Regions from separate parts of the Homo sapiens genome. Here all the other regions are linked to region 4. Evidence: chromatin loops called from intact Hi-C (ENCODE). Cell type or tissue: ascending aorta. All regions are shown on one strand. Each heading gives the region's core, and the rest is flanking DNA. Links, peaks and the distances in the headings are about the cores only. Region 1 has its middle 70 kb from the start of LINC00474. Region 2 overlaps LOC105376234 (a long non-coding RNA gene). Region 3 overlaps LOC124902258 (a long non-coding RNA gene). Region 4 has its middle 330 kb from the start of LINC00474. Region 5 overlaps ASTN2 (astrotactin 2).

Region 1 (6,458 bases), core at 1,033-6,032, 260 kb after region 4:
TCAGGCTGGTCTCGAATGCCTGACCTTGTGATCTGCCTGCCTCAGCCTTCCAAAGTGCTGGGATTACAGGCATGAGCCACCATGCCTGGCCTCATTTCTGTGTTTTAATGAGCTTCAGTTCTCTCCTTTGCACAATGAGAATAAATTATACGAAAGTTGTCATTTAAGAGAAGAGACTTTTTTATAATTAATATTCTTATCAAAGCCACACTCATTTATTTGAAAAAGAATTTGACTTAATTTACTTGTTCAACAAATTTTTATTTAGTACCTATTATGGATCCAGTTCATCTAGGCACTTGCAATAAATTATTAAATTAAAGATACAAAAATCATTGCATTCATGGAACTTATATTCTAACATAGTTCACAGATAAGAAACACAGTATATTTATATGTAGAGAGAGATAATTTATTTGTACATATATATAATTTGTTTATACATATACACATGCATATAAACACATAATGTATAATACTATAAGTTTGATGAAACAAAATCTTGAACAAGAAGACTTCTTAAGGTGATGTTTAAATCAGTTGAGTCCATGAAAATATAAAGATACAAACAGACAAATATCTGTGTTGAACACATTGAATTCATTGTGCCTTTGTTTCTCCATCTGTCTAATAATAAAATTTATCAACTTTAGTAAAATTTCAAAACACAAAATCAGTGTACAAAAATCAATAGCATTTCTGGGGTACATAAAATATTTGGATACAAGCATGCAAAACATAATAATCACATCATGGAAAATTGGGTATCCATCCTTTCAAGCACTTATGCTTTGTATTACAAGCAATCCAATTACATTCTTTTCATTATTTTTAAATGTATAATTAAATTAGTATTGACTATAGTCACCCTGTTGTGCTATCAAATACTAGGTATCCACAAAAATTTTTAAAAATCGAAAATAAAAATCAGTAGCATGTCTATACACCGATAATGTTCAAGCTGAGAGCCAAATCAAGAATGCAATCTCATTTACAATACACACACACATACCTAGGAATACATGTAGCCAACAAGGTGAAAGATCTCTATAAGGAGGACTACAAAGCACTGCTCAAAGAAATTGTAAGTGATGCAAACAAATGGAAAAACATTCCATGCTCATGGATTGGAAGACTCAATATCATTAAAATGGCCATATTGCCCAAAGCAATCTACAAATTCAATGCTATTATTATCAAACTACCAATGTCATTTTTCACAAAACTAGAAAAATACTATTCCAAAATTCATATAAAACCATAAAGAGCCTGAATATCCAAAGCAATCCTAAACAAAAAGAACAAAGCCAGAGGCATAATGTGGCCTTATTTAAAACTATACTATAAGGCTACAGTAACCAAAACATCATGGTACTGGTACAAAAACAGACACAAAGACCAATGGAACAAAATAGAGAACCCAGAAATAAAACTGCACACCTATAGCCATCTGATCTTCAACAAAGACAACAAAAAATGAGCAATGGTGAAAGGACTCCCCATTCAATAAATGGTGCTGGGATTATTTGGCTACTCATTTGCAGAAGAACAAAATTGGACCCCGGCCTGTCATCATATACAAAAATTAACCAAAGATCCATTAAATATGTAAATGTAAGACTTTAAAATATAAGAATTCTAGAAGAAAACCTAGGAAACACCATTCTATACATAAGCCTTGGGAAATAATTTATGAGTAAGTTCTCAAAAGCAATTCTAACAAAAACAAAAATTGACAAAGGGGACCTAATTAAAGAGTTTCTGTGCAACAAAAGAAACTGTCAACAGCATAAACAGATAACCTACAGAATGGGAGAAAACATTCACAAACTAAGCATCTGACAAAGATCTAATATCCAGAATTTATAAGGAATTTAAAAAACTCAACAAGCCAAAAACAACTTTATTTAAAAATGGGCAGAAGACATGAAGGTATACTTTTCAAAAGAAAACATATGAACAGCCAGTAAACATGATAAAATGTACCATATCACTAATCATCAGAGGAATGTGAATCAAAATCACAATGATACACCATCCCACACTAGTCAGAATGACTATTATTAAAATATCAAAAAATATAGACACTAGTGAGCTGTGGAGAAAAGGGAATACTTATACACTGTTAGTGGGAATATAAATTAGTTCATCCCCAGTGGAAAGCAGTTTGGAGATTTCTCAAACAGAACTACCACTCAACCCAGCAATCCCATTACTGGGCATACATCCAAAAGAAAAACGAATTATTCTACCAAATGGATACATGTACTCGCATGTTCATCACAGTTCTATTCACAATAGCAAAGACATGGAATCAACCTAGGTGCTCATCAATGGTAGGCTGGATAAAGAAAATGCAGTACATATATACCACAGAATACTACACACCCATAAAAAGAACAATATTGTCATTTGCAGCAACATGGTTGCAGCTGGAGGACATTATTCTAAGCAAATTAACACAGGAACAGAAAACCAAATATAACGTGTTCTGACTTATAAGTGGGAGTTAGACATTGAGTATCCATGGGTATAAAGATGGCCACAATGGAAATTGGAGACTACTAAAGTGAGGAGAGACAGGAGGCAAGAGCTGGAAAACTACCCACTGGGTACTATTCATTCATACCCCAAACCTCAGCATCACACAATATACCGAGGTAAAAAACCTGCACATGTACATGTACCCCCTGAATCTAAAGTAAAATTTGTAAAAAAAAAAAAAAAAAGGAATTTGTAATCAATTTCAGTCATAAAAGTAAATCCAACATACTAAATTTTTAAAAAGTGTCAGTTTCTTCAAAGCAAGCAAATAGAATATTTAAGTTACTCTGGAGGAAATGTGTAATAAAACCACATCAGTACAACTTCAGTAGGAAGATAGTTGACATCTATCTGTGTTCTGGTCTCTCTCTAGGTGTAATTAGCTCATATATCTCAGATGAGAACTAACCTGATCTCAGTTTCTCAGTAGGCTTTTTTTTTTTTTTTTTTGCAAAGTTGAGATTATATCTATTCGCCTTTTTTTTTTTTTTTTTGCAAATTTGAGGTTATATCTGTTCTACCTATCTTAAAGATATCTATGAGAACCGTGTGGCATAAATGCACTCTAAAGTATGTATAAATTGTATGGAAGCAAGATGATTTAAGATAAATTATACATTTCTCATTAGATTGCAAGCATAAATAATATTTGTTTAACTAATGAGATCTCACATATTATAAGCAGTCTGTATCTCTTCAAAAATGTCTTATAAATTTACTGTTATAAGTAAGTACAGAAGCTCTTCTACTTAAAAAATTTCAAATTGTAAGTGTTTATAGATTTTAATAAAGCTGCTCATGAGAACAAAAGCAGATTGACTGTACCCACCACAAGCAGATAAAAACAGCATCATAAACTCTTTTTAGTCTCATCTATCCTTTTTTATTAGTTTATGTCATATTAAGTATTGAAACTACTAAAATTTTACAAACATTCTATGATAAAGAAAGACAAAATGCAAACATCTTTGGATATATTTTTAAGAGAGTTAACAAGAAATAAGAAGATTTAGAATTAATATTGTCAACGTCTACAGTTTTCCTGTGAAACTTAATTTTACATAGGTTTTGAGCAATATTTTAGACATGTTAATGCACTTGTGTGCAGCTATTTAGAATGTAGACTTTTCTAAAAGACTCATCTGTGCTCACTTTTATGACTGTTGTGAGAATCAAGGACATGCAGAAATAAGTAGTGTTTTTAGGCTGAGTGATGGCTTCCCCAATATGTCCTTGGCCTAATCCCTAGAACCTGTGAATGTAACCTTATATAGTTACAGGGATGGTGCAAATGGGGTTAAGAGTTAACCAGTTAAGAGTCTTGAAATGGGTAGATTATTTTATCCTGTATTATCTCAGTGGGGTCTAAATGTAATCACAAGTGTCCTTATAATAGGGAGGTGTAGGGAAATTTGACTACAAACACAGGAGAGAAGGTGATGTGATGACAAAATAGAGCAATTTGAAGATGCTAAGCTGCTTGCTCTAAAGATAAAGGGGCAAAAGGCCAAGGAATGCAAGGAATGCAGCTCTAGAAGCTGAAAAGACCAAGGAAAATGATTTTTCCCCCAGAGCTTCCCCAGGGAGAAGGACCATGCTGACACCTATGTTTGGACTCAGTGAAACTGAATTTGGGTTTCTGACATTCATAACTACACAGAATAAATGTGTGTTATTTGGAGCCACCAAGTTTGTGATAATTTGTTTTAGCAGTGATAGGAAATTAGTAGAGTGTGAACCTCAAATTATTGGTGACATCCCTCCAAAAGATACAATTTTATACAGCTAACGTTGTGCTGTTCTGTGTTAAACAACATTCAGATTCACTGGGGCCAGAATCTTGAGATCATCTGTTACATTTTCAGTATATCAAAGGACAGAAAGTTTCTTTTCTGGAAACAGATGAAACCAGATTAACATTCTGGAACTACCCAGAAAGATATCATTTTTGATAAATTGCTCAAGTTTTTGCCTCAATGTTCTCATCTATTAAAGGGAGCTTATAATAATATCTTTATTCATAAGGCTTAAGTTATGATAAAACAATACAGGCTTAGCACATAGCACAGTTTTGGCATCTATTATGTTTCAGGAACATATTAACTGTTATTGCTCTTGATGGCAGCAAACCCTGAGCCAGGAGGCAGCAATGTATTGGAAAGATCAACATCTGCCCAAGATAAAAGCGAAGTTGTGGCAAGCACTAAGTGTAAACTCACAGTAAAAAGAAAAAGATGTCAATTACCTTGATTATTGTAATTTATTTGTTTAAAAACCTGCCGAGATGACCCAACACTCTTTGTTCTTACTCCTGTGTGTTAATATAAACTCCAGTCCCATAGTTGTCAATGCAGATCCCAGGTGACCACACCTGTGTTGAAATCATCTTGGTAAGAATTATCTTTCAGAGTTGGGGACCTGGGCTCTATCACTGACTAGGAAGATGGACATTGGCGAGTTATTTTTCCATTATGTACCTCAGTTTTCTTACATGTAAAGTGGAGTATCATGAAGTTATCTGTGTCAGTGGGCTATTTTAGAGGTTGAGATCTATTTGGGTACATAGAATTTAGGAATTTAGGAAACTATTGTGCCTAGAATATAGCAAGTCCTCAAAAGATGACAGTTATGGACAGTATTAATTGTTAGACACTGGTGTCGGTCCATTTTGTGCTACTATAACAAAATACTGAGATCAAACAATTTATAGTGAACAAAAATTTAGTGTCTCATGATTCCGAGTCTTGAAAATCCAAGATTTAAGGAGCTTGTATTTGACATAGGGCTTCTTGCTATGTCATCTCATGGTTGGAGGACAAAGAATAGGAGATTGAAACCAAGAGATTGAATTTGCAGACTCCAATGCTATTATAATCAGCACTAATCCATTCGCATCTTGCATTAGGCTCCACCTCCCAATACTGTTGCACTGAGGATTAAGTTTCCAGCACATGCTTTTGGGGAGAAACATTCAAATAATAGCTCTGGGGATATAAAATGCGTTAAGATTTGTGAAATCTCCTCAAGGATTTTGTAATTCCAGGCATTAAACTTTGAGTGCTAACAGTAAATGCATAGATAGATAGTTGATAGATAGATAGATAAAATCACTCAAAGTGGCCTAAATACTAGACTACCTCTGTAGAAATATAATGTGAGCCACATGTAATGTTTCAACGTTTTTAGCAGCTGCCTTAAAATAAAGTAAAAGGAAACCAATGAAATAGTTTTAATGATATATTTTATTTGCTCAATGTCTAAAATATTATTCAATATCATTAACATAAAAATACGAAGGTAATATCTTATATTTTTTCATATTTTGTCTTTAAAATCCTGTGTGTTTTTATGCTTAAATAAATCTGTCATGTTTCCCTGGGTCTGTCTAGGTTTTAGCCCTGGAAGTCCCTCATGCAGGAAAACCCCTCAGTTTCAGACAAACTAGGCTGGTTAGTTACTGCATCTTTTTTTTTTTTTTTTTTTTTTTTTTTTTAACTATACTTTAAGTTCTGGGATACATGTGCAGAATGTATAGGTTGTTACATAGGTATACATGTCCCATGGTGGTTTGCTGCACCCATCAACACGTCATCTGCATTAGGTATTTCTCCTAATGCTATCCCGCCCCTTATCCCCCACCCCACCACACGCCCTGGTGTGTGATGTTCCCCTCTCTGTACCCATATGTTCTCATTATTCAACTCCAACTTATGAGTGAGAACATGTGGTGTTTGGTTTTCTGTTCCTGTGTTAGTTTGCTGAGAATGATGGTTTCCAGCTTCATCCGTGTCCCCGCAAAGGACACGAACTTATTCTTTTTTATGGCTGCATAGTACTCCATGGTGTGTATGTGCCACATTTTCTTTATCCAGTCTAACATTGATGGGCATTTGGGTTGGTTCCAAGTCTTTGCT
Region 2 (6,458 bases), core at 422-5,421, 170 kb after region 4:
GAAATATTTATGCCATTTATAGGAGATAATTTTATTCTCTCTAAGATATTTTCAAGTTAATTTTATAGTAGACTTTCACCAAAATACCTTTTGTTGGAATCAGTTTGTAGACTTGTTTTTTTAAGGACTTCATTTTAAACACCCCCCCTCCCAAAGTTAGAAAAAAATAAGTAAATGTAAACAAATAACACAAGCTACAAATTACAAAAGCCATTTTCAATCTGCAAAGATTTTTAAATAAAAGTAGATATATACTCTCCACAGAAGACTTCTCCCTATAAATTTATATTCAGATAATAACTTTAGGCTGTAAACTCAGGACTCAGTAAGAAAAACTATCTTTTTATTTTGGAAGCACACAGGTGTTAAATAAAATGGATGGATGATACATGCCGTTCCTATCACGTGCAAAGTAACCTGTAAGAGCAGAATATGTTAAACTTTTAAAGCATAACACCTATATATGAATTGAATACATATGTGCAGAAAATAACTTGAGAAATGGTTTAAGGCAGTTTCCAAACTGGTTTATTGTCATCGTTTGCATTAATATCCTATTCTTTGCTTATATTATAAAAAGGGAATTGTTGAGTGGTGGGCACAAGGGAACAGTGGTGGGTACAAAGAGGCTGGCCAATCTAGTACATATAAAATATTGATTTCAACCCAACACTCATGTTTTTGGACAAGTTTCCACTTACAATTAACTATATATAAGGAGCTAGACTGATGTGTATCACTGAAATATTCAAAATACATACAGGGCCAGGCATGGTGACTCACGCCTGTAATCCCAGCACTTTGGGAGGCTGAGGCGAGTGGATCATTTGAGGTCAGGAATTCAAGACCAGTCTGACCAACATGGTGAAACCCCTCTCTACTGAAAACACAAAAAATTAGCTCAGCAGTAGTGGCGTGTGCCTGTAATTCTAGCCACTCCAGAGACTGAGGCAGGAGAATCACTTCAGCCTGGGAGGCAGAGGTTGCAGTGAGCTGAGATTGTGCCACTGCACTCCAGTCTGGGCAACAGAGTGAGACCCTGTCTCAAAAAATAAAATAGATACAGAAATAAATACTGCTGAATCACTTGCTAAAGGTGAAATTATTTCCCCTTGGGGGCACTGGGCAGGAATGGGAGGAATGACGAATGAAAATGACTGTGGAATTCTTCATGAAGTGGAGGTACCTGACTCAGGCCTTAGAAACAAGATTTTTAAATGTAATGACTGCTGGAAAAGAGATGGTAAGTAGAGCTCAGAGCAAAGAGATTACGTAGAAGGTGGCGATTTCAGGAGTATGTTGCAATGACAAAAGGATGAAGACAAGGACTGTGGCTCAGGTCATTGGGATGTCACTGGACATGATTTGTTTAAAGACTAACAAGGGTGAAGCACTGGGAACGGTCAGGTGAAGATCCTTGAATGTTTTTGAGCTGGCTTTGCTCTATCTGTCCTCAAGTCTGTCCATAATCACCTTCCCAAGGAAGCAACTCCCCAAGAATTTTCCACAGATGACTAGTTCCATGTGATGCTATGTAAAAAGAAAAAAAGAAAAAAACACACCAAATTTCCATTTCAAATAAACTTGGAAAAATTGGCATAAGTCAAATTAAACATATTTCATTCTCAAAAAAAATGTTGGTAAAAAGATTAAGGGAGAGGCAGAGAAAAAACAAGGGAAGCAAGAAGGAAGGAACTTGGAGTGGGAAAGAAAGATGGATAGAGGGGCCAGTCTGGGAGCATAACTGAAATGCAGACAGGTGATTAACCAACACTGAAAAACTCTGGAAGTTTCTAAAGGAAGTGGGGCTATTCTGTCTAAGAAAACTGAGGGTAGAAAATAAAGGGAAATATCCTAAATCAAAAGATTGCTTCAGGTTGGCCCTATTATAGATATAGACATACTATAAACCATAGAGTGAGATAGCCTAGAAAATTACTGTTAGACGAGATCTTGGAGGCTTTCTAGTATGAACTTCTTTTCTTCATCTCTCCATATAAACTTGTCCACTCACTTTTTTATGTTGTTTTTAGCAGACAAGGTCCACTTAATCCATTGTGCAGTTCCTTCTTATTTGACCTCTAGGAAGCTCAGAGCTTAATTTAATGTAATACTCAATTGCAGTAACTGTTACCTATTAGGTTTCCATTATATCCATATCTTCCCTTCTTGCAAATATAGCCAGAAAAGCTGCAGTGGCTCAAGGGCTATTCTAGGCTCTGTGAGGGCTACAGCAATGCTTCAAAGAGCTCCAACTGGCAATGAGAAATACATATTTTCCACATTGATTCATTCAATAACTCCTGGAGTTATTGAATGTCCATCATATGCCAGAATCTTTGCCAAGAACACTAACAGATGTAAAGAATAAAAATTAAAGAAATACTCTCTGTTTTCATTATCTTAATAATGTGTTAATGTGCACTTATTGAGAATACATTTTATAAATATGCAAAGTATCTCAAAAATTGGTTACAGCGAGTGTTCAAACAGATATGACATTTTCATTGCAGGTCCTCTGAGATGTTTGTGGTATCGATTCATATATCGATTCATAAAATCTCAGTCATGAAAAGACACAAATCTAAGTTTGTAAGATCTATGTGGGTATAAATGGAAACCCTTTAAAATGTTGGGACTTATCCATTGTAATTTATCTGATTAGTCTTCCTGCCAGATCTTTTTAACCGAATCACATTAGATTTGGGATAATTACCCAAGGACATTTATACTATTTTGAAGGTTAATTCCAACCTCACTCATTCAGCATATGTTTGGAGTGTCCTTGCCTAATGCCAAGTCCTGGGCTAGGCAAAAGGACCTGGAGATTGTTTCTTAGTTTCCTCATTGAGGGATTCTGATTAAGAGCCCTCTGCCAATCACTACTGTAAATATATTATCTAAGTGCTCAGCAGAGAAAATTCATGTCCCAATTTTCTGATTGAGTAACCACCATGACCAATCTCTGGGCAGAGCCACCAGGAAATAACTGCTATTTAGCCTCACATGTCTTTGTTGAGCTTTGTGCCTCCACGATAGGAGGATTATACAAGGAAGTAAAAGATAAATTGACAATACGTAATATAAACACATTCTTTTCAGAATGGAGCAAACTACATGAGATGGGAAACATGGCAAGTGGTTCACAGAAACCAGTGAATAAGATTTAGGATGGGCATTTGACATTCTCTAACAAGTTTTGGTCCTGACTTTTGGCCAAATTAGTCTGTCAACAGCATCTACTTGGTGTCCACAATGTACAGTGGCTTGCATTTGGTACTGAAGATGGAAAAAATAAGAAAAGGTCAGAGACATTTTTAGATACAACTCCAGAGGGCACCATTCACAAAGATTGCAGTATAAATGGCACCCTCTAAAATCGTGCGATCCACAATCTTTACAATGATGTAAACTGAAACTAGGAAATATTTCACACTTCTGTGTTTTTATATATTCATAGGAAGGGCTTAATCAGGTAAAAATAAAAAGCCATGAACAAAAAAAATGTTGATGAGAGAAAATAGGAAATTGTAGAGCTGAGGTTTAGAAGCAAGGACAATGAGTTGAGATTTTTCAGGCTCCAATTCAAATCCAGACTTCAGAGCAACGTTAGGAACCCATGATGAAGACTGATGGGAAAACAGAGCCAATTAGAGGGTGAGACTGAGATTAGAAACTTTTATTTAAGATTTGTCAGTAGAAAGTTGATAGCTGGAAAGATGAGATGGGACAATTTTCTAATGGAAATAGATCATAGAATTAGAATAGACACAAGAGAAATATAGGATTAGACCTTGGCAAACCTCTACTTAAGGAAAAGGATTAAGGTAGGAGAACCTAGAGAAGAAGCTGGAAGCTTGTGCATTCATCCCCAGTGTCACTGGGTGAATCGCAGTGGCATATCACAGACCACAAAGATTGTCAAATCCACAAAGACTCTGCGGATTTCAGAATTGTTGTTTGGCAAAGTCTGGTTTGCCATATAAGGACACAGATTGTCATTTTTCACAAATTCCAACCTTCTGTTTCTCAAGATATGCCTCAAGTGCATTCGTCAATTCCATCAAGGACATTTCCTGGTGGTGAGGAAACTTTAAATCCCACAAATTCTTAAGAATTCTTTTTTTAAATAATAGTAGTATTTAGATAGTAAAAGAGGTTAAATTACCCCATTGTTTTATATTCAGGGGGAGCTGTATTTCATATTCAGGGGGAGACTCAACAAACATCCTCTGAAATTCAATAGATAGGCAGAAATTAACAGACATTCCTTCCATTCTGTGGGTGTTTAATCCATCCCTGACAATGTGACAGTGCTAGAGACTGCAATAAATTGGTGAACAAAGCTGACACAAACCTTTCTTGGAAAATTGATATTCTAACAGGAGAAACACACACATACACAAAAGTAACAATAAAGACAGCAAAGAAGTGCACACATAAAAGTGTTCTGTGAACAGGAGATAAAAGAGGGAATTATAGGGGACCACGATTTAGATAGGGTAGTAATGGAAAGCCATTCTGAGATGATATTTTAGTAGGGACCTCAAAGGTAAGAAAGTGCAACCTCATGAAGAGGCTGAAGAAGGAATATTTTAAGTAAACAGAATGGCATTGGCAAAGGCTTTGAGGGTGGCATAAACTAGACAAGTTTAAGGAGGTGGCTAGAAGAGGAAAAGAGTGGAAAGAATTACCATGGGAGGAGTTGGGAGCTGGGTTATTGCCTCATGTGAAGAACGATTAAGGTAAGCAACAGTGGAGTAGAAATCACCTTTGAATTACTGTCATCACCATCCAGGAGCTGCTGGGCTAAGTTCGTGGCAATCAGTGAGAGAGAGAGAGATGGATGAATCCAATGATAGGCATGAAGACAATTTACAGGGCTTGTTTATGGATCAGTGCATAGAGCCAAAGACGGAAGAATTTTAGGGATGATTCCCAGATTTTTATTTGAGAAACAGGACGGATGATGGAGCCATTTACTAAGAGGAAGATAATGAGGTAGTGCCAAGTTTCGGGAGGAAAATCTAGTTTTATTTTAAATGTGCTAAACTTGAAATATCTGTGAATGATGTAGTCAAAGACAAGAATAGCAAAATTTGAAAGCAAAAAGTAATTCTTTTTCCTGTAGTAAAAAAAAAAATGGATAGGACTCTCAACAAAGTGAACAAAAATGTGTTCAGATCATTTATTTGCTTAAGCTTTTCAATGGCCCTGTTTTTCCTCCTGTCTAAGGATCCTGACACTTGGCTGGGTATTCAAGGCTCTCTGTGGTTTGTCCACAACCACTTCCCCTACTTATCCCACACTGCAACACAACAGACAGTCCCTCATTTTATAAAGTATTCATTTCCAAAATTAGGGAATACCTTTTTCCCTCCTTCTCAGGTACATGTGATCTAAATGGAGTGGTATTATAAGAAAGAAGGGAGTGAAAAACAAAGTATTGTTTTTTCTAATCCATGAATCATTGGTTTATGGACCAAGGCTATTGTATTAAGGCTGATTTTGAAAAGTAAAACATAAATACTTGCTAATCCCCTATTTTTTATTCATTTGTTTCCTTCTCTGCCTCAGCTAACCAGCTCACTGCATTAACTCACTTGGAAAGGGGAAGAATTGGCTACCAAATAAGCCCACTGCTGGATAGGTATGAGTTAAACTCTCAGAACCCTTAGCCCTCAGACCTTCTCTAAGAGGCAGAAATGGGGTTTTTGATGTTAATAGAAATATACTCACTGTGTTTCACTGGGACAATGACCTCGAAAACTCATTGGCTGAATTGCCTATAATATGTTGGGCAGGTACTTGGCACTCTAAGGGGAAGTAATAACAAGGGAGGTGCATTCTTCTTTCTCAGAGAACTTGTAGTATCTGGGAATACAAGGTTGGAAGCTGTCAGTCCCAGGAATAAAGGGCATTTAAATTGTTATCAGAAATAAGATGATGGAGAGAGAACCTTTAGATGAGAATAATATGAAGAGCTTTATGGAAGAGGATCTGTTTGAACTGGGCCTTAAATTATGGATATGATTTCAACAACATGGAAAGAAAGATATTTCAGGAGGAAAGTAGACTGGAACAGAGGCTGGAAGATCAAGTATGTGCTTGTCAAACTAGAAGTAGTTCACTAAGCATGGAAAGTAAAATCTGAAGTAGAAGGTAAGGATGAAAAAAAATTGGTTGAGTCCAGAAGTTAGAAAAACTTGTTGGTTGCTTCTTCCGTATCTAATCCACCAACCTCCACAATTCTGAGCCTGAAAGATTTGATGGGATTAGCTCCACTATCAGTTCTATAGAAGGGGGTCCTGATTAGATTGAATTTATCCTTGTATCCCATTCTCATATTCAAAAGGATTAATCCAGAGATATTAGCTGGTGGGGGGTAAAAGAAGATACTCTTCTATGGGTTTTGAGCAAGCCAACCTCTTTATCTTCAATGCATACTATAGGATATT
Region 3 (6,458 bases), core at 846-5,845, 350 kb after region 4:
AATATTAAATTTTTCAATCTATAAATGTGGTTAAATTTCAATTTATTTAGGTCTTCTTTAATTTCCTTCAGCAATGTCTTGTAGTTTCAGTGTACACGTCTTGCATTTCTAAACCTCGTGGACTATGTATTTTTAAAAAATTAATTAATAAACTTTGGTACAGCAGAATTTAAACTATCTAATAATTATAATAAGTTACCTGAATATACTCCCAATGAAGAATCTTTGTGTTTTTATTATATTTCTTTAACATAGGAAACCCTTTTAATCCATGTACGATATTATTTAGTTTATAATTATGTGTTTGGGCCATACCTTCCTGTTTCTTAGTGTGTTTCACAGCTTCGTGTTGAAAACTGGAATTTTTCATAATCTAATGTGGCAACTCTGGAAATAAGATTCCTCACTTCCCAGGGTTTTCCACTGTTACTGTTTGTTGTTCCTGCTGTTTGAAGTTTGTTTGGTGACTTTACTCAACTTATTATTTAAAGTCTGCACTGTGTTGTGTGTGGCCACTGAAGTCTCTGCTGAGTTAGCTTAGTGGTCAGGGAATGATTGGATAAAAATTTGCATGAATGACTTGAACCCATAGGTCTCTCACACTTTACCATGGAGCCCTGAGTGGATGTGTTGGGGCACCATTTCAACACTGCCAGTTTTCAACTCTGCCTTAGCTTTCAGTTCCTGTTTATGCAGATCCTCAGTGTCAGCCAGCATAAGATATTGGGATCTTCTCAAGTCTTTCCCGAGCATTCTCACAGCCCTGCACATGTACATCATTTTCTAGATGCCCTTGAATATGTTGGAGTCTTTTAAAGCCCCCTGTAAATGTTTCATTTTTCAGCTTTTTCCTTTAAGGGTCTTAGCTAGCCTCTTATTTGCCCTAATTGATACAACTTGTATCACTGCTTCAGGCAGCTTCAATTTAAATGATGGACACTGTTCATTTTTCACAAACACCCTGGGGATACAGCATTTCCCCAGTGAATGAGCTCTGAGTCAGTTAAAATAAAGCCAGTCTCCATGAATGGGGCTTTCCAGGGAGTTGTCAGGCAGGTCAGATAGTGATAGTTCTCTAGGAATGGACTTTTGGGAGATCTCTAAACACTTTCTATCCCATCCAGTAGCTGTAAGACTGCTGGTTTTCACAATTACCATGCTCGTGAGGCTGTTGGTTTTCACTGCTACTGTGCAGGAAAACAGAAATAGAAATAGTGTGTGTTAAAATGCTACAAAGCTCTTTGCTATTCTTACAGAAATTCAGCTATTTTTCTTCAACAAACATTCTTCAGATTGTTACAAGCTTTTGATTAAGTTTTACAGCTCTGTAAAAGTTTATTTTGTCAATTTTTTTAGTGTTCTTTTTGCTGTTATGAAGTAGATTTTCAGAAGTCTTCACTCCAGCTTTCAGAAAGTGTTCCTTCTCCTAATTATCTCTATCTCTCTGGCTACTCTTGGAAGGTTTAAAGGCTTTTCTTCTTAATGCTTATGGCCCATAACTGGTTTTTGTTGTTGTTGTTAGAGTTCTATGTTCGAGGCTCTCCCCTGCTCTCTCACCTTTAATCAAGTCCTTGGATATCCTGATTCACTGCTATGGCTTCTGGTAGCATCTTTGTGAAGGTGACTTCTCATTTGTAACTCCAGCACATGTGCTTCTTCTGAACTCCACACTGTTTTATCTAAGTATCTGTAGATATCTCTTGAAAGACTCACAGACATCTTAAATCCAATCTGTTCAAAAGTAAATGCATCACAAACTTTTTCCTCCAACCCCATATCTGCATTTTGATGTTCCTTATCACAATTTATGGCACTACTATATACATAGTCAAAAAAATCAACCAACAGCAACCCTTCATACTTCCTTTCTCTATCCCATACAGCAGCTCAAGTGGTATTGTATCTGATAATCCCATTTTCCTGCATTTTGATAACATTACTTCCCATTTCTTGGCCACTTGCTACATTTACAAGGAAATTAAAGTGCTTTAATGAAATCTACAAAGAACTTCAAGATTTGGATTCTGTCATGCTCTCCAGGATCATGTTTTTATACTCTGCCAGCCACCTTGAATTTTCATTTTCATATTTACCTTATCTTTAGTATTTGCTGTCCTGAGAGAAATCTCCATGTGCTTATATTAGATCTCACAAATTTTTGTGTATGCTGCCTTGAGTTGGATTCTGTTACTTGCAACCAAAGAATCCTAAATAACAAAATAAGCTTCACAGCATAACTACAGCATTAGTTATCTTGCTTTACCCATTGTTCTAATTTTTCTTACCAATATATCTACTCTTAGCTGAGCTGATGAGGCTGCTGTCACACCCAGTGTGGTCCAGACTCTTCCAGTCTATCTTCTTGTTATGTTCTTGACAGATCTCATCAGCAAACTCTCTCCTCACAGCTCATATTATGCCAAGAGATCAGCCCTACCCATTAATTTAGTCTCTGAATAGAAAGCTGCTGTCTCTCTCTCATTTTTTTTTTCTCTTCTCAGACAAAATCCCCCTTCTGTCAGGAAGAAAAAAAAAATGGTGTGTTTACTATTTACAACTAGTATATGAACTGTTATTGTCCTAGGAGCAAAACCCAACTGGACAGTTTTCTCTTTTCTGTCTCCAGTATATGTAGATTACATAACCCCTTTGAGAACTGTAAAATGGCACACAATGGTTATTATTTATTCTAACTGCAGGGAGGCAGATTTAGGTTCTGGGATTATCATTTGTTTAAATTCATGTTCATTGATCATGGGGGCAGTTTAAGATACAAATTGGTCCTTGGCTCTGACAAGCATGTGTTGCTAACCTGTTTCCTCTTACTGGCTAGTTCCTGACTTTGAGATAGTGGTTTTACCATTCCATCTCCCTTTCTTTCCTTTTTATTCTTTTTTTAAAATTTATAAAATCTGGTAAAGTCCATCAAAACTTGAGGATTGTTAGGAGAATTAACTATGTGAATGGACACAAAAAGCCTAATATGGGATCTTGTCAGTGAGCCATTCAATAGATGACAGCTTAGTTTATTGTCATCAGCATGGTCATTCACCATGCAACCTCTGCTGTTAACAGATTTCAGACTGTAATCTTTTGTTTCTTCTTTCTAATCCTGCACTTCCTCTGACTGTTCCATTTTGGTTCCGAGCAAGCAGGCCGCTTGTGTCTGAATCTGGCCAATCCTGAAATCTCTGCTTGGCTTTGTCAGACAAGTTCAGGCATGCACAGACATGTCCATGAGTTTCTCAGAAGGTTGACTCTGCCAAAGCCAGAACACCACTCCCCCACTTTCCACTGGGTCCTGTGCTCCAAGCTATTGGACATAAGTTTGTGCTTTCGAAACTTCAGTATTTACACGGAATCTGTGCCTCTGATTTACCCAGTGTCCAGCTGCTGATACTTATCTTGAAATTTCTAAGTGCAGGGCTGCAATCAAAGCATCAGGGCACAGAAATGAACAAATAAAGATGTTTGGGGACTGCCTGCTTTTCTCATGCGATTTGCACATTTTTCTTGGCTTGCGTAATCTGAGGAGGCTGGGACCATAGGCCCCTTCATTCCTTGGCCCAGTGGCAGCACATGGCAATGTTACAAATACGGGAGCTGGACATTCAGGAGGGGCCTCACCCCTGCTAGGAAAGCATCCACCTCTGTGCCTCCCAGACAGCGTTGACGCATTCAGACAAGCTGGACAAAGAACGTACAGTCTACATTCCCTGGCCTTTGAAGGGAAGATGTTGCAATGTACAGGCAGTTGGAGTGTTTTGCCTAATTCATCAAAACATTCACATTTGCTAGTAATACAATGCATCTATGATGAGAAGGACTTAGGGGAAGGCACTGTGGATTAAGGGTAAAATGGCTCATGTCCCCTAATTTCTACCATTCGGCTAAGCTTTGAAGCAGCCTCCCTTCATTCATGAAAGTGTTGCAGGGTTGTTAAAAATGCATGGGCTTTGGAACCAGATGGATCTGTGGTTCAGACTTGCTAGCTGTGGGATCTTGGGCAACATACCCTTTCTAAAGCCTCTGCTCTCATCTGGAAAGTCAGGGCAGTAAAACAAAACTCTTAGAGCTTTTACAAGGATTCTTTGAGATAATGTATAGTGATTAGCAGGGTAACACACACAGTAAGTGCTATAAATGAACTTTTATCATTCACCTACTTTTTAAGTGCCTACCATGTGCCAGGCACCCAGCCAGGCACTTAGCATTTCTTTGCACCTCAATTTGATTGGACATTGCAATGGGAGTTGGAACACAAGGAGAAGCATATTTGAAAGAGGCAATGAAGACTTAACTTTAGACCCAGTATCACCTAAAATGAAACCATATGGCTTTGGGCAAGAGATATTTCTCTAGACCTCAGTTACTTCAGCTGAAAAGCAGAGTAACCATTTCTGTCCTAAGAACTAATGAGGAAGGCATAACAATTATTATTACAATTATAATAGATGGCATTAATATAGAGCTTATTTGCTTCTTAGCACTTTCTAAGCATTTTACATTTACTGATTTATTTACTCTTCACAACTACCCTAGGAGAATTATTACACAGATTCGACTAACAAAGGAATTAAGAGACCAAGAAGTTAAATGGTTTATTCATAGATAGTAATCAGAAATCAGCTAGTCTGGCTCCAGAGTCTTTTCCCTCAATCATCACACTTTGTACTTGGTGGACAATAAAACCTTGCATAAATATGAAGATTTATTACTATGCTGGAAAATTCTACCTAAAAAACTAGTATTTTGATCTAATCATTGTAGGCTCCAATATGGTTATTTTTAAGAGATCTGAATCAATTTCTCTATAATTTATTTTTTCTCAGGATTTTATTATAAAAATTTTCAAATAAACAGTATAGTTTAAGTATTTTTATAGTAAACATACATATACCTACCACTCAGATTCTGTAACTAACCTTTCACTATTAATATAATTGTCTTATCACATACCTCTCTCTAGATCTCCCCCCTCTCTCTCCATCAATCTATCTTATTTGTGACATGTTTAAAACTAAGTTGGAAGGCATCACTACATTTCACCCAATTCTCCAGTATGAATGTCATTAATTAGAATTTAATCTACTTTATGATCCATTTTGTTCTTTTCCAAAATGAATTTTAGGTTTCATATCTGCAATGAAGATTTGTAAATCTCAGAAAATACTAAGAAATTAATATTTCTTAGTAAGAAAATACTCAGAAATTGATAAATTAACAACAAACCATGGGACAGTCTACTTTTAATATTGTAAATTCATTAATATTATCATTATTATTACTATTGTAGTTGATTTTCACACCTGATTTTTCAATCCTAACAGCCAGTCTGCTATTCAGCTGCTATTTTTCCTGTTCAGACCTTCCATTTCATCCCCAGACATAATGACTCCTGCTCAATTTTTCCCATTTCCACCCTCACCCTCTTGTGCCCAAATTCAACCACAGTTTGCTCTCTGCCAGACCTCCATATATCCAGTGGGATTCCAATGCTGCCACAGAATTCCACATGGTATCCAAGTATCTGACTGACCCAGCCAATTATTACAATAGCACCTTATATTTAGTTGGTGCTGGTTCATTATTTCATTCAGTAAGTATTTATCAAGAGCCTATTTAACCAGGTGACCAGGAAGGGGGAGGGCAAAGAGTGAGCTAGGAGCATTGAGTAAATAAAGAATTAGATCAACTAACTCACATGTATGACGTAACTTCTGTGTACACAACATTGCCATCAAGGAGTCAAGTCAGGGGAAGAAAACAAATGCACATGAAACAATTGGAGACCAGCTGTAGAGAGAGAAACAAGCAAAATTTCGTGTAGTCATGTAGAATGGTTTGTTTGCATATCTGCCAAAGAGATGTAGAATAAAAATGCTTGTAGGATTCCACTTCCAGAGAGAAATGAGACTGTAAATTAATATTGGTTCGACCTAAGGCCATGTCCTAATAGACGGAATAAAAAAGAGTTTTTTTAAAAAAATAGAATTATTAAATAAAATGTTTTTTTAAAAAAATAATTATGTTGGGCAATTGATAAAATGTCTTAGAATATGTGAAGAGGCCAGCCGCGGTGCCTTACACCTGTAATCCCAGCAATTTGGGAGGCCAAGGTGGGCAGATCACCTGAGGTCAGGAGTTTGAGACCAGCCTGGCCAACATGGTGAAGCCCTGCCGTCTCTACTAAAAATACAAAAATTACCCAAGTGTGGCGGCGAGTGCCTGTGATCCCAGCTACTCGGGAGGCTGAGGCAAGAGAATCACTTAAACCCAGGAGGTGGAGGTTGCAGTGAGCTGAGATCATGCCACTGAACTCCAGTCTGGGAGAAAAAGTGAGACTCCGTCACAAAACAAAAAAAAAGAATATGTGAAGAGATTGAGCGAAGGAGTCAAAAACTTAAAGCTGGAGCCAGAGCCAGATGCCACAAGGATGAATTCGATACAATGAGAAA
Region 4 (6,458 bases), core at 828-5,827:
TTTCATTCAGCTATGGTGGCAGCAAGAAATATACTTTTATTGTGAAAAGTCTTTGGGACACTGAGGTGGTTTGATACAGAATTACTCCGACTAATACATTAATTGGTAAATGGCAGTATTGCCACAGAAAATAAATATGTGTCTTTGGCTTTGTGGTTGGTCAGCTAGAAAAATGATATCAGAGGCTGTGTAGATAACAGACCATATTATGTGGTACAAGAGCATTTGGTAAAAGAGTTGCATGCCATAAGGTGTAAAGCAGACCATTCACTTGGAGAAATATAGCTTTAAGGTACACAGTTGGAAAAAAAAAAAAAACAACAGAGTGGGTATAGCTTGCTTTTTTTTTTTTTTTTTTTTTTTTTTTTTTAAGATGGCTTCTCACTCTGTTGCCATGCAGTGGTGTGATCTGTGATCTTGGCTCACTGCAACCTCCGCTTCTCAGGTTCAAGTGATTCTTGTGCCTCAGCCTCCTGAGTAACTGGGATTACTGGCATGCACCACCATGCCTGGCTAATTTTTTGTATTTTTAGTAGAGACAGGGTCTCACCATATCAGCCAGCCTGGTCTTGAACTCTTGATTTCAGGTGATCCGCTCACCTCAGCCTCCCAAAGTGTTGGGACTACAGGAATGGGCCACGGTGCCCAGCCTATCTTGCCTTCTTTTGGCTGACATTGACAAGGGATAAAGGAAAGAGATGAGCTCCATAAAGAATTTCCCAGTTTGGAACCTCAAATGCAAGATAATTAAAAAGATTCCAGAAATTTGTGGCATTAAATGTTTAGAAAAACCTACTGCTTCTAGGTCTCAAACAGTGAAAGATGAGAAGGTAAATAAATAAATAAATAAATAATTTTTAAAAAGCTATTTACATAGCAAGAATTCAATAAGTAGTCTGAATAACAAAAGGAAAAGTAATTTGGCCCTTCAGTAAAGATAATTCTGAAAAGAGCTACAGTTATCTCTCAAGCTTACTATTCCAGATAACTTCAAGGTTGCTGTCAACACATAAAGATGGGACATGAGGAAGCCTATGAGGAGGATGCAAAAAAAAAAAAAAAAATTTAAAAACTCTATCTGGGACAGAATGTTGGGTGTATTCACTAGTACATGAAACTGATTGGAATCAAATAAATCATAAGCCCACAATATTTTTGAGGAAACAATATTGCCATGAAAGCATCATCCCAGTTCAAAACCCTGCAAGGGCTTGGCAAAGCTTAGAACAACTTTTGGATTGGATATAGGCTGCAAAGTATAAGTAGCCCCCAAGGAAGGCATTCCCAAAGGTCCACTTCAATTGTGGCATAGGAGTGTAATGGATAGGAGAGAACGTCTGAGTTTGCAGCCAAGAGCCACTGAAAACAATGAGTGCCCAAAGAAGTATTGTTCAGAGAACAAAATCAGGGCTTATCCATGAACTTTCTCTCTTCTCCATAGAGGACCTTCACAATGTCTCCCCAGCGAGATTTCAAACTTGCATTAGTCCAGTAACTGCTGTGTGTCTCCTATTTACCTCTTTTCTGAATAGTTACCCAGAACCTGAGAACTCATGTTGTGAACTGATGGAGAAAACTATGCATCAGTGAAGTATCTTGGACCTTGAGCTAGATGAGGTGACTTAGTGGGACTTTGGCTTATTTCTCCTGGGAACAAGCTGAGTGTATTCTATGTATGGGAAGAATAGTAAAATGGATATTCAGTAACCAGAGCTGAGGACTGAAGTAGAAACAATGTGACGTGTTGCCTAAAACATGCTACATGGTTCCTTTTTCTTCTGGAGACAGCTAGACTATGTTTCTCAACTCTCATTGCAATGAACAGACCAAAGAAATATGAGTGGAAGTTATAAATGCTACTTCCAAGTCTGGCTTCTAAAATCTCCTGTGTGATACTTCACATGCTCTTTTTCTCATCCTCTGCAGCTGAATGAAATGAATATAGAGGAGAACTGAAAGGCCATGGAGGATCTGAGCCACTACATGGAAAGAGCAAGGGTCCATGAATGACAGCTTGAAACAGGGTCCCTCTCTGCTGCCAACCTGCATGGATGGAGACATGAATAAGAAATAAGCACTACTGAGTCAAGACAGAGAGATCTGAAGGTTGATTGTTATAGCAGTTGGACTTCCCTATTATCTAATATACTGTGCTATCTTCCAATGCTTAGCTAGTAAGGGGGGCTCTAGGGATACCAGTTAAAGAACTCTGGAATGCATCCCTTGCAAGTCTGAGATATGAAAGGCCACAATTAGGTCATGTTAAGAAATCTAAAGCTGACTGTAGACTGAAGTCTGGCTTCAGTAAATATGAAAGAGAAAAGAAGAGCTGACTAACTGCTTTGAATTAGAGCCAGGAGAGACTGTTGCATTGCTACTGACCTGCAGTTAGAAAGTTCATCAGGGCAAGGAGCCAGTGATTGTTTCCCAGGGAACATGTGTGGGCCAATGATACAGAGCTCACTGGAGTCTTGGTTGGTTTTGTCCAGTAGGTCTGCCTGGAGGGAGAAGGAAAACTTACAAAAGGAGACTGGGGGTATACTTGTGTGTGAAGGCCCAGATAATGAGGACAGATCCCCAGAGACCTCCTAGAATAGCTAGAAAAGCCTGGGGTCAAAGAAGCTGCAGGGGAGGAGTGTCCAACATGAAACCTCTGAGGAGTTCAGGGAAACACCCCAAGAGAAAGGAAGTCAGCTTTAATCTTCGGCAGGGCCTAGAGAGTGAGAAGTCAATCAGGAATAATAAATGACCCATCTCCTTGTCCCCTGTACCCTTTGAACCAGAGGGGAGCAAAACAGAAGCTAGCTAATGAAAGATGTGTTATAGAATTCAGGGTAACTGAGGTTATGCTGCAGAAGCAAATAACAAAAAGATCTCGAGGACTTCTTGTTTAAGTTCTTTTTTTCTTCACATACATTTATTTTCTGTTCACACTACAGTATGTTATCAGTTAGCATGGGTCTCTGTTCAGCATAGTTCAGGCAGGCACACAGGCCAATAGAGGTTCTGTCTTGATACATATTTCCAAAAGACATTGTCATTGCATAAGCACAGCATTGGAACACTGTGTGACTGTCCTATGGACCTCAACTGTCCCATTTTTAACCACTGTGTGACTGTCCTGTGGACCTCAACTGTCCCATTTTTAAAATGGGAATTCATGAAATGAGGCAGAAAAAAGGAACAACACATATCGACATTTCTCAATTTTTTAAAAAGAAATTATGTGTGTGTTCATCTATCCCAGATTAGAGTTTTTTTTTTTTTTTTTTTTTTTTTTTTGAGACGGAGTCTCGCTCCTGTCGCCCAGGCTGGAGTGCAGTGGCGCGATCTCCGCTCACTGCAAGCTCCGCCTCCCGGGTTCACGCCATTCTCCTGCCTCAGCCTCCTGAGTAGCTGGGACTACAGGCAGCAGCCACCTCGCCCGGCTAATTTTTTGTATTTTTAGTAGAGACGGGGTTTCACCGTATTAGCCAGGAAGGTCTCGATCTCCTGACCTCGTGATCCGCCCACCTCGGCCTCCCAAAGAGCTGGGATTACAGGCATGAGCCACCGCACCCGGCCAGAATATTTTAATTAATTTTTTTCCTCTAACATATTTCACAAAACACACTTTTGCAAAGACCAGAATACAAGCACACCTCTGTATTTTATGTCGTTGCTGTTGTTGCCATCATACTCCTCTGAGAGTGTATGGAGGTCCACACCCAACTTTCTTGGTAAAACAGCATCCTATTTTTATCTGTTGGATTTTCAATTCTAAGATTCAAATCCAAGCATCTTCTTGCTTGTAGGCAAAGTGACCACTAGAGGGAAGCAACTGCCAGGCAGAGCAATTTCTTCACGCCATGGGTAATTTGATCCCTGTGTGTCATACTCCAAGGGTTTGGACAGAATACCTAGTTCTAACAGGAAGTTAGTAGTCACGGAGCCTGGCTACTGCCAAGCTCTTTCACTGACTTTGATCAAACCACACTTGGGGCTGCGTGCAGTGGTTTATATCTGTAATCCTAGCACTTAGGAAGGCCTAGGTGGGAGGATTGCTTTAGATCAGGAGTTTGAGACCAGCCTGGGCAAAATAGGGAGACGTTATCTCTACAAAAAAGTAAAATAGGCATGGAGGTGCACAACTGTGGCCCTAGCTACTAAGGAGGATGAAGTGGGAGGATCGCTTGAACCCAGAAGTTAAAGGTTGCAGTGAGCTATGATTGTGCCACTGCACTCTAGTCTGGGCAACAGAGCAAGAACCTGTATCTAATAAATAAATAATAAACAAACAAACAAACCACATTTGGGCTCTGTGTCCCTGGGTCTTTATAGACACAAAGTATAGCCTTGGGAAACATGAGTGGCCTTTATTTATTTTTGTGAAACTCTCCCAGTAATTCTTTTTATAAGGCTCTTCCGTCACCTCTTTTAAGACTAACTGGAGCGGTAACCCCTCCTTAGGCTCAGAGATGACATTCTCTCCATTCAGCCAGCTTGTCCTCTGCCCTCATGGGACACATCGCTCTTCTTGAGCTGATGGGAGTCTGAGAAACAATCTTATACACCAAAGATAACCCTCCATTCCTCTATGGGCAGAAAAACAGATCGCAATTAGATGAGCCAGGGACCTTAATAAATGCAGATGTCCATTTAAATAAACCAGCAACTCTTGGGATGTAAACAGAAACAGAAACATACTTCATAATTAGAGATGAATGATGAGCAAATGAGTCAGTAGAGGATGGATTAAAGCAATAGTCTATAGCAATAATCAGAAAGTCAGAGCCCAAATCTCAGATCTCTCAGTAATTGTTAATTTTTGTTAGATTATTTAGTGTTTCTGAGTTTCAGCTTCTACATCTGTACAAAGAATCTGATGATACTTATTTGTGTGCATGCACAAAGCTAGGTACATTGTAGCATTCAAATGTTCATCTTAAGAAACAAAATGAAGGGTGAAGAAAAAGAGCAAACTTTGTGCATCTAATACCTGGTACAGTGGAGTCAACTAGTGCTTTGGGGCATATCACACTGGTGGTCTAATTCCAGCTCTGCCATCTACTGGCTGTGTGACCTTGGACTTGTCACTGACCCATATTCAACCTCAGTTTCTTATTTGGAAACCTAAAGTATTAATGGCTGCTTGATATCCAAAGGAGACAGATGATAGGCATCAAGTCAGTAGCTACCAAGGATTATTATTTTCCACATAAGGTACTTTTCTAAATTCATCCTGATTAATACTATAATATAATCTCATCATCAACCCTCTAAAGCAGGAATTATTATCCCCATTTCACAGGCCAAGAAACTGAGAGATTTAAAACTAGACAGTGTCTGGACTGTTTCTGTGGTCTAATTGTTTCATCATGCCTTAACTGAAGTAGAAGACCTGTTGACCCATGCTGACTACTAGAGCTCCTGGCTAAGGTTTCCTTTGCTTTCCTTTGTTTGTTTGTTTGTTTTTGAGATAGGGTCTCACTCTGTCACCTTAGCTAATGTGAAGTATCGCAATCACAGCTCACTACAGCCTTGAATTCCTGGGCTCTAATGGTCCTCTTGCCTTAGCCTCTAGAATAGCTGCTACAATGCAGGTACATGCCACCATACATGGCTAATTTTTTATTTTTTGTAGAGACTGGAGTCTTGCCATGTTGCCCAGGCTGGTATCAAATTCATGGCCTCGAGCTATCCTCCTGCACTAGCCTTCCATAGCCCTGAAATTACAGGTGTGGGCCCCCATGACCAGCCTAAGGTTCTCTCTGATAAGTGCTATTTCCTCCGCAGCCTTCCCAAAGCTTTGGGGGGTACACACTTTCTTTGCCTACCGTTTTCTCCTCTAGTGTGTGCATTGACTGAAATCACCCACTAGATGGTGCTGATATACTAACTTTGGTTTGCTTTGGCATCTACCCGGTGAATTAAAAATTTACTTTATACATCAACAAACCAAAATCTCTACATAAATCTCAGCTTGTAAGAATCATATACTTGTAAAGATTTTTTTTTTTAAATTCAGGGTGAACTCTGGAGGCTTAGTTATCTTGCTTAAAAATGCAGACCAGCCTTCTATAAATTTACCAGCTGAGGCTCTTCTATGGCCATGAGCAATCTCAACACTGTGTGTGTATCTGCTCCAGGGTGAGATGGAAATTATTAGCGGCTTTTTCTCTGAGTGTATAGCTCAATGGGCTTGTGAGAGCCCACCAGCTCTCCATAGCTTCTGCTTACTGCTCTGTGAAAGGAGACGCAGAATACAGACTCGGCTCACAGCTCATGTGAGGATAGAACAGGGTATTCTAGTAGATCTGATTACTCTCTGATTTCCACTTCTTTCTCTTATTGCCTGTCACAAATGTCTATAAAATCATCATTTTGGAAAAGTATCACACCCCTTTATAACAACAATAATAACCAACCTCTATATAGCCTTTTGTGGTTTACAAAGCATGTCTCTCTCAAATATTTAA
Region 5 (6,458 bases), core at 632-5,631, 1.1 Mb after region 4:
CAGAAAGTAGCAAGATTTTTTTTTTTTTTTTTGAGATGGAGTCTTGCTGTATCACCCAGATTGGAGTGCAGTGGCACAATCTCGGCTCACTGCAACCTCCACCTCCTGGATTCAAGCAATTCTCCCTCAGCCTCCTGAGTAGTTGGGACTACAGGTACATGCCACCATGCCTGGCTAATTTTTGTATTTGCAAGAAGAGATTTAAGGAAGTTTGTTTTTTGTTTTGTTTTTGTTTTGTTTTGTTTTTGCAAAGAACTATTACCATGTTTGGAGTCTTCAGCACCCTAGCCAGCTCAAGTGTTACATGCTATCTGCTAACTCTAAGTTTTGTGAGAGGAACCCTCAGGAGTGCCACTTGGAGAACTTGGATATATTCTCAGCAACTGGCAAGAAAATGGACTAGGTCCTATCTTCACCTGAAAAAGCTGCAGTGGCCTATACCAACAGAACAGAAGGAGCTGCATGGGGATTAGCCCAAACCCCCAGAGGTTGCCCAGTGAAAAATGCTTGCTTCCTCTGAACTGTATATGGGTCACATAGAAGAAAGAACTGGCCTGGAACTGTTTTAAGCCCTACCCAAGAGGAATCTAACAGAGTGATGGGTCCCCCACAGTGAATCTCCATGAGGTAGGAAGCCAGAGAAACAGTAGGTAGGAAGGGATCACTGAAGCCAGACAAAGAGAAATGGCACTGTTCCAGGTCTTACGAGAAGTCCCAAGCATTGGGGACCGCTGAAAAGCCCCTGAACAAGCCCCCCAAGACAAATGGCCAGCTTTATAAAGATGCCAGGACCAGAGACCGCAAAGCCAGGTAAAATAATTCTGGAGCAAGTATGACCTTCCTAATCCTGACCACCGCTCTTTTTTTTTTTTTTTTTTTTTTTTTGCTTGTACTGTGAAAGAAGGGGAAGAAGAGGTGCAAAGTAAAGAAAGAGCATGAAGGCCAACCATTCCCACCTCTTAATGCTCCTATTGGGAAAGATACGGAGATTTTATTTGTCAAAAGATTTGATTAAAATATTGGACTGGAAATCCTAATTCCTGATTTGAAAGTATGTTAGCAATGTAAAATATCGATGGTGCTGCTGCCTATTCCATAAGTGATAATAGATTAGATGTGGTCTGCTAAGATTTTCATCTAGAGGTAGAGGAAAATTATCCCAGTAAACATATCACAAAGAGTGGCAGAATCAACACATATGTATATACTTTTGAGCATACTTGTTTTCACAGACTATATTTTGACTATTCTCAATTTGCAGTATGAACTGAATCGTTTATATCCTCATTATAGTACATGTCACGTTTTTATTATTTGATTTAATATAATAATTAAATGAATATATTTCTCTCCAAATATACCATAAGTTTCATGAGAACAAGGACCATGGCCATTTTTAATGAACATTTGCATTCCAAGCACAGAGTTCACTGTTTGATATCATGTAGACAGTCTGCAGGTAAATATATGAACAAATGAATAAATGAATGCATAAATCTGACTCCTGTCCCACTAGTGTAATGCTTATCAGACTTCAGACCAACTATCCCAATTTATCACCACAGCCCCAAAGACAGTTGGTCTTTGTTTTATTTTATTAATGTACACTTGATAGATCAGAGAAGTAAAGTAACGTGACCAAAGTCACACAGCTAGCAACTAGTCTAGCTGTTTCTACCCAGTTTTTCTGCTCTTTCCACTGTCCATATTTCCTCTCTGAAAAACTTTCAGCACCAGTTTTCACTCCTACAGGATGAGTCATATCCGTTCCAAATATTTGTATCTTCCCATTACCTCCCACCCCCAGGTAATGCCCCCAATCTCCTCCACCCATTTCCATGGGCTAATAGGGTCTCCTGGGTGGAAAGCATTCTAAAGGTCACCTGGTCAGAAATCCCATCTAATTTTTCATTTACCACCAAATAATCCTCCAATTTATTCTTGGACATTTCTAAAGATGTGGAAATCAGTACCTTTCTAGGCCTCAAGTTCCATTGTGGAAAGGCTCTATTAAACTTAGACTAACTTCTCATCCAGGAACCACACTTCTCATCCTAAGCATCAGACCCAAGCCCAGAGTTATGTACTTTATGCTATTAGATGTCTTATCTACAGTACTCACGCCTGGACTCTAGTTGGGGTGTGGGGTCATACTACAATTAAACAATTAACTAACTAGGTAGATGAAATTCCTATCCCAGGAACCATAGGGCATTGTTGGGTGGCTTCTGAGAAGGTATATATGTATGAGTATGTGTATGTTGTGATGTATGTGTTGTGTTCATATTGCAAGCGCACACACACACACACACACACACACACACACACACATTTGGGGAATGGAAAGAAAAGCAACAGTGGAGATTCCAAAAATAAGAAGACAGAATTATAAAACTGCCAAACCCTAGGACAACTGATTTCCTAACCTAAGTGAATTTGCAAGCTCTTCCCCTAAATGTATAAGTAATAAGCACAATTACAGAGGGGCAGCTATAGCACAGTGTTTTGCTTGAGTTTAAATTCCATCTTTTTTGTTTTCTAGCTGGGTGACCTTGGAACAAGACCTTAACCTCTCTAAGCCTCCATTTCCTCATCTGTAAAATGCTAATAATTTTAGTACCTAAATATTGGATTATTTGGAGGATAAATGAGAATCAGAACTTAATGAAAAATATCCAATGCTAGCGTGTCAAGAGCATCATCAGAGGTCATTTGTTCCAGCCCCTGGCATTCATCCTAGCATTATTCAATTCTTGTACATGTCTGAATCTGTAAATCTTCCCTTGAAACCTGCCTGATGCTTTAACTGTCAAAAATTTCCCCTTAAATTACCTGTCTTCTACCTACAAGAAGACAGTAGACCAGGGTAGAATTGAATGCGTAAGTCCAAAACTGTTGAGTCAGACTACCTGATTTCAAATCTTAATCAAGTCACTTCACCTCTCCAACCTTAGTTTGTTCATTTGTAAAATGGGGATACTAACTCCTCATCCAACTCCTCTAGGAATAAAACAAAAGATGTTGTGCTAGCACATTTTCACCTATGATCTCTCACAGTTCTCCACCATCCTACAAAGTAGGGATTGTTGCCCCCTTTTACAAATGAGAGAACTGAGGCACAGAGTGATAAAGTATAACTTGCAAGAGGACACCTGTCTTCAAGTGAAAGCAGTTAAATTTCTGAGGCAGGTCATACTCTCTGTGGGAAAGGGACCCCTGGACACTGCCCAGTAGCCTAGTACTGGCCAGTGTCTTGGCCAGAATCAGGAATCAGTCGGCATTGAAGGGTAACATTTACTTCTTCCTCCTGGGACAAGGCAGGTTGTGGCCAGTAACAGGAGGCTGAAAAAAAAAGGTCATATGTGATCTCCTGCTGCCCTCTAGTGCCTACTTAAGATGATTGCTCTGGGGAAATCTCTGTTCTGATCCTTTCTTGGCAAAGAAGGATCATTGTGTGCAAAGCAACTTCCACTGAGGGAAGCCAGGGAAACAGTAAAAGCTAGCTATGATACAAGGAAGCTTAGTGCGATGAGTAAAAGAATTCTGAAAGAGCATTTGCTGAGAAGGCCTATTCAGTGCCAGGTTTACAGCTAGGCACAAGGGGGGAAAATATGAATAACAATTTGTTTCAATCCTTGTGGTACTCAAGTGTAGAGACCTGATGGGACGTATTGGCTGGGAAGGAAAAAACAGAGATGGAGAAGGAGACGCTTAAGATATGGCAGAGAGAAAAGATAATTGATGGAGCAGGATCTTAAAGAAGACAGTAAGAGAAAAAATTCCAAGGTGGTAATGGAATGGATGCGGTCTGAACTTCATATACATCTGGATGTGAAATTCAGTTGGTCAAAACTAGGCATGCAACCAGGCCCTCTTTGTATAGTTACACAAGTTGAGCTCTGTAAAAAGGTGACTCACTCATAGGTGGGAATTGAACAATGAGAACACTTGGACACAGGAAGGGGAACATCACACACCGGGGCCTGTTGTGGGGTGCGGGGAGGGGAGAGGGATAAAATTAGGAAATATACCTAATGTAAATGATGAGTTAATGGGTGCAGCACACCAACATGGCACATGTATACATATGTAACAAACCTGCACATTGTGTACATGTACCCTAGAACTTAAATTAAAAAAAAAAAGAAAAAAATATATATATATAAAAGGTGACAAGGCAAAAGGGTGGATGGGGACTAAATCCACCCTCAGCTTCACGTGCCATGCCTGTGCTCCTGCAATTGAGTACAAGTAGAGGAGCTCCTCTTCCTAATTCATATAAGAGGTAACTTACAGGCTAGCCACAGCCCTGCATGTGACCATAGACAAGCTTCTTCCTCATAGTAGTCTCTGCTTTTTATGTATAAAATAGGCGAATATCACCGACAATATAAAGTTGTTGAGATTTAAGATAACGGGCTGGGTGCAGTGGCTCATGCCTGTAATTCCAACACTTTGGGAGGCTAAGGTGGGCGGATCACCTGAGGTCAGGAGTTCAAGACCAGCCTGGCCAATATGGTGAAACCCTGTCTCCACTAAAAATACAAAAGTTAGCTGGGTGTGGTGGTGGGCACCTGTAATCCCAGATACTCGGGAGGCTGAGGCAGGAGAATCACTTCAACCTGGGAGGCAGAGTTTGCAGTAAGCAGAGATTGCACCATTGCACTCCAGCCTGGGCAACGAAAGTGAGACTCCATCTCAAAAAAATAAAAAAATAATGTAGGGTCATGCCAGACACTTAATAGCCACCCAAAACATGCCAGTTCTTGTTATTATTACTATTATTAGTATTATTCTAACAACATAGTCTTATTTTTAATGCAGTTTTGCTTTTAAGATGGTGATAGGAAAAGTGCTTGGTAAAGGGAGAAGACAGAAAAGAAAATCATATTTCCCAATCTTCTATTCTTTGCCAAACACAAGACATTGTGGATCTCATGGAATCCTCACAACAGTGCCTTGGACAAGTAATGTCGTAATTTTTTACAACTGTAATATACAGCTGAAAAAACAGAGTTTCCGAGAAGTGACAGACTGCAGTCGAAGGTCATTAGGCATTCAAAGACTGACTCCAAAGCCCCTTTTCTGTCCAAAGGAGCTGAGATGGATCATTAATAGGAGAACGCCTTCTCTTTCTTGGGATCAAGTTCTTTTACTTTCTTGAAAACTGTGTTTAAAACTTACTCCTCAAGAACGGATTCCAAGATTAGTTCCTTCCCAATTCCTTCCTCCTCCTTCCAATCACTTCTCAGGCTAGGGGTCAAAGAGGAAATGCTCAGAAAAGATTATTCTTGGACAAGGCTTACGGAATTGGAGGCCTCTGAGATGCTAATGACCTGCTTTAGATAAAGACTCCCAGATTGTCCCACTTGAACATATTTGAAGCAGGAGAGCAGACCAACAAGGTATACCAGCCCACCTTGGGGCCAGTAGGAGGCCACTTTGGGGCCAGGGGGAGGTTGCCAGTTTCAAACATCCAGGAGGGTATGAACATCAGCTGGAGTCATCTAGGAACCATTAGTCAGTTAAGGGAACCATTAGAAAACACTCTCTTACTGTTTTCCTGGGGGTTCACAGTCTTGCTTTCACATTTCTAACTATTTTTAACAAAATGTTAAAAATACTCATGTTAAAAGACAACCTTTAAACATGTTACCAGGCATTACTTTTGGAAAACATGTTCAAGATTGAGTTACTTCTCCGTTAGCTCCCCTCTGCGGTGTAACTCTGCTGCTAGGGGCAGGGAGAAGGATCAATGAGCCCACTCAACAAAATATAAAAGGGCTGAAACTCATAGAGATTTCCTGTCTTATATTGAGGCAATCAGTAAAATTAATATTAACTGTAGCTGCAGTTTTACAGGCACATATTCCAGGACAGATGTTCTGCTACTTGATTTGCATACATTATGCCCTTTGGTCTCTATAAATCCTAACAATGAGAGGTAGGTTTCACTATTGCTTTTTAAAGATGAGTAAATGGAAGCTCATGGAGGGAAAATCAGGGATCCAAGAACATCTGGATTGCCATTGTGACCTTCCTTATTTCTAAGCACTCTTCCACAATATTAGGCTGCCTCCCACTCTGCTACATTGCTAGAGATTCAAGTTCAGGCAGTTATAAATTCTGGAAATTGAATATTCAATTTCTGTTGCTTCTGCCCATTACATCACAGTAATCAGCAATAAATCTCTTACCATAGCAGTCTATGGACAATCAATAGGTAATTGGTTGAAAAACTATGAAGCATCCAAACAGTGGGGTACTATATACCTAAAAATGAATTAGAATAATATTGTATGTGATTGGAGTAATCACAAATATATTTTACTAAATGGAAAAAAGGAAAGTGCAGAACAGTGTTTAAGGTTTTTTGTTTTTTTTTAATATAGGCACAGGGCCTCACTATGTTGCCTAGGTTGGTCTTGAACTTGTAAGCTCAAGGAATCCACCCTCCT

What was found. Peaks named below come from ENCODE experiments on the same cell type or tissue, not always from the same donor. Only the 100,000 strongest peaks of a DNase experiment are listed, where the experiment ranks them.
Region 1: it touches region 4 in a loop (2.4-fold over the local background); 3 of 110 quality-filtered maps call a loop at or near these places.
Region 2: it touches region 4 in a loop (3.0-fold over the local background); 4 of 110 quality-filtered maps call a loop at or near these places.
Region 3: it touches region 4 in a loop (4-fold over the local background); 4 of 110 quality-filtered maps call a loop at or near these places.
Region 5: it touches region 4 in a loop (18-fold over the local background); 79 of 110 quality-filtered maps call a loop at or near these places.

The regions. Positions count from the first base shown.
Region 1 is chr9:115,851,867-115,858,324 of GRCh38, forward strand. No RefSeq gene overlaps it. Among named protein-coding and RNA genes, the nearest start is that of LINC00474, 70 kb to the right of the region's middle. RefSeq lists an enhancer at 3,783-4,284. In ascending aorta, for the core only: no CTCF peak of the experiment used is centred there; no DNase peak of the experiment used is centred there.
Region 2 is chr9:115,754,674-115,761,131 of GRCh38, forward strand. All of the region lies in intron 2 of LOC105376234 (a long non-coding RNA gene), which reads left to right. Among named protein-coding and RNA genes, the nearest start is that of LINC00474, 170 kb to the right of the region's middle. In ascending aorta, for the core only: no CTCF peak of the experiment used is centred there; no DNase peak of the experiment used is centred there; H3K27ac peaks cover 1,997 bases.
Region 3 is chr9:115,941,085-115,947,542 of GRCh38, forward strand. The region is part of intron 1 of LOC124902258 (a long non-coding RNA gene); the gene reads left to right. Among named protein-coding and RNA genes, the nearest start is that of LINC00474, 19 kb to the left of the region's middle. RefSeq lists an enhancer at 2,658-3,857. In ascending aorta, for the core only: no CTCF peak of the experiment used is centred there; DNase peaks (open chromatin) are centred at 3,267 and 3,627; H3K4me3 peaks cover 349 bases; H3K27ac peaks cover 4,083 bases.
Region 4 is chr9:115,587,874-115,594,331 of GRCh38, forward strand. No RefSeq gene overlaps it. Among named protein-coding and RNA genes, the nearest start is that of LINC00474, 330 kb to the right of the region's middle. In ascending aorta, for the core only: a CTCF peak has its summit at 3,815 (motif pointing right); a DNase peak (open chromatin) is centred at 3,918; H3K27ac peaks cover 650 bases.
Region 5 is chr9:116,657,874-116,664,331 of GRCh38, forward strand. The region is part of intron 16 of ASTN2 (astrotactin 2); the gene reads right to left. Among named protein-coding and RNA genes, the nearest start is that of TRIM32, 26 kb to the right of the region's middle. In ascending aorta, for the core only: a CTCF peak has its summit at 3,388 (motif pointing left); no DNase peak of the experiment used is centred there; H3K27ac peaks cover 826 bases.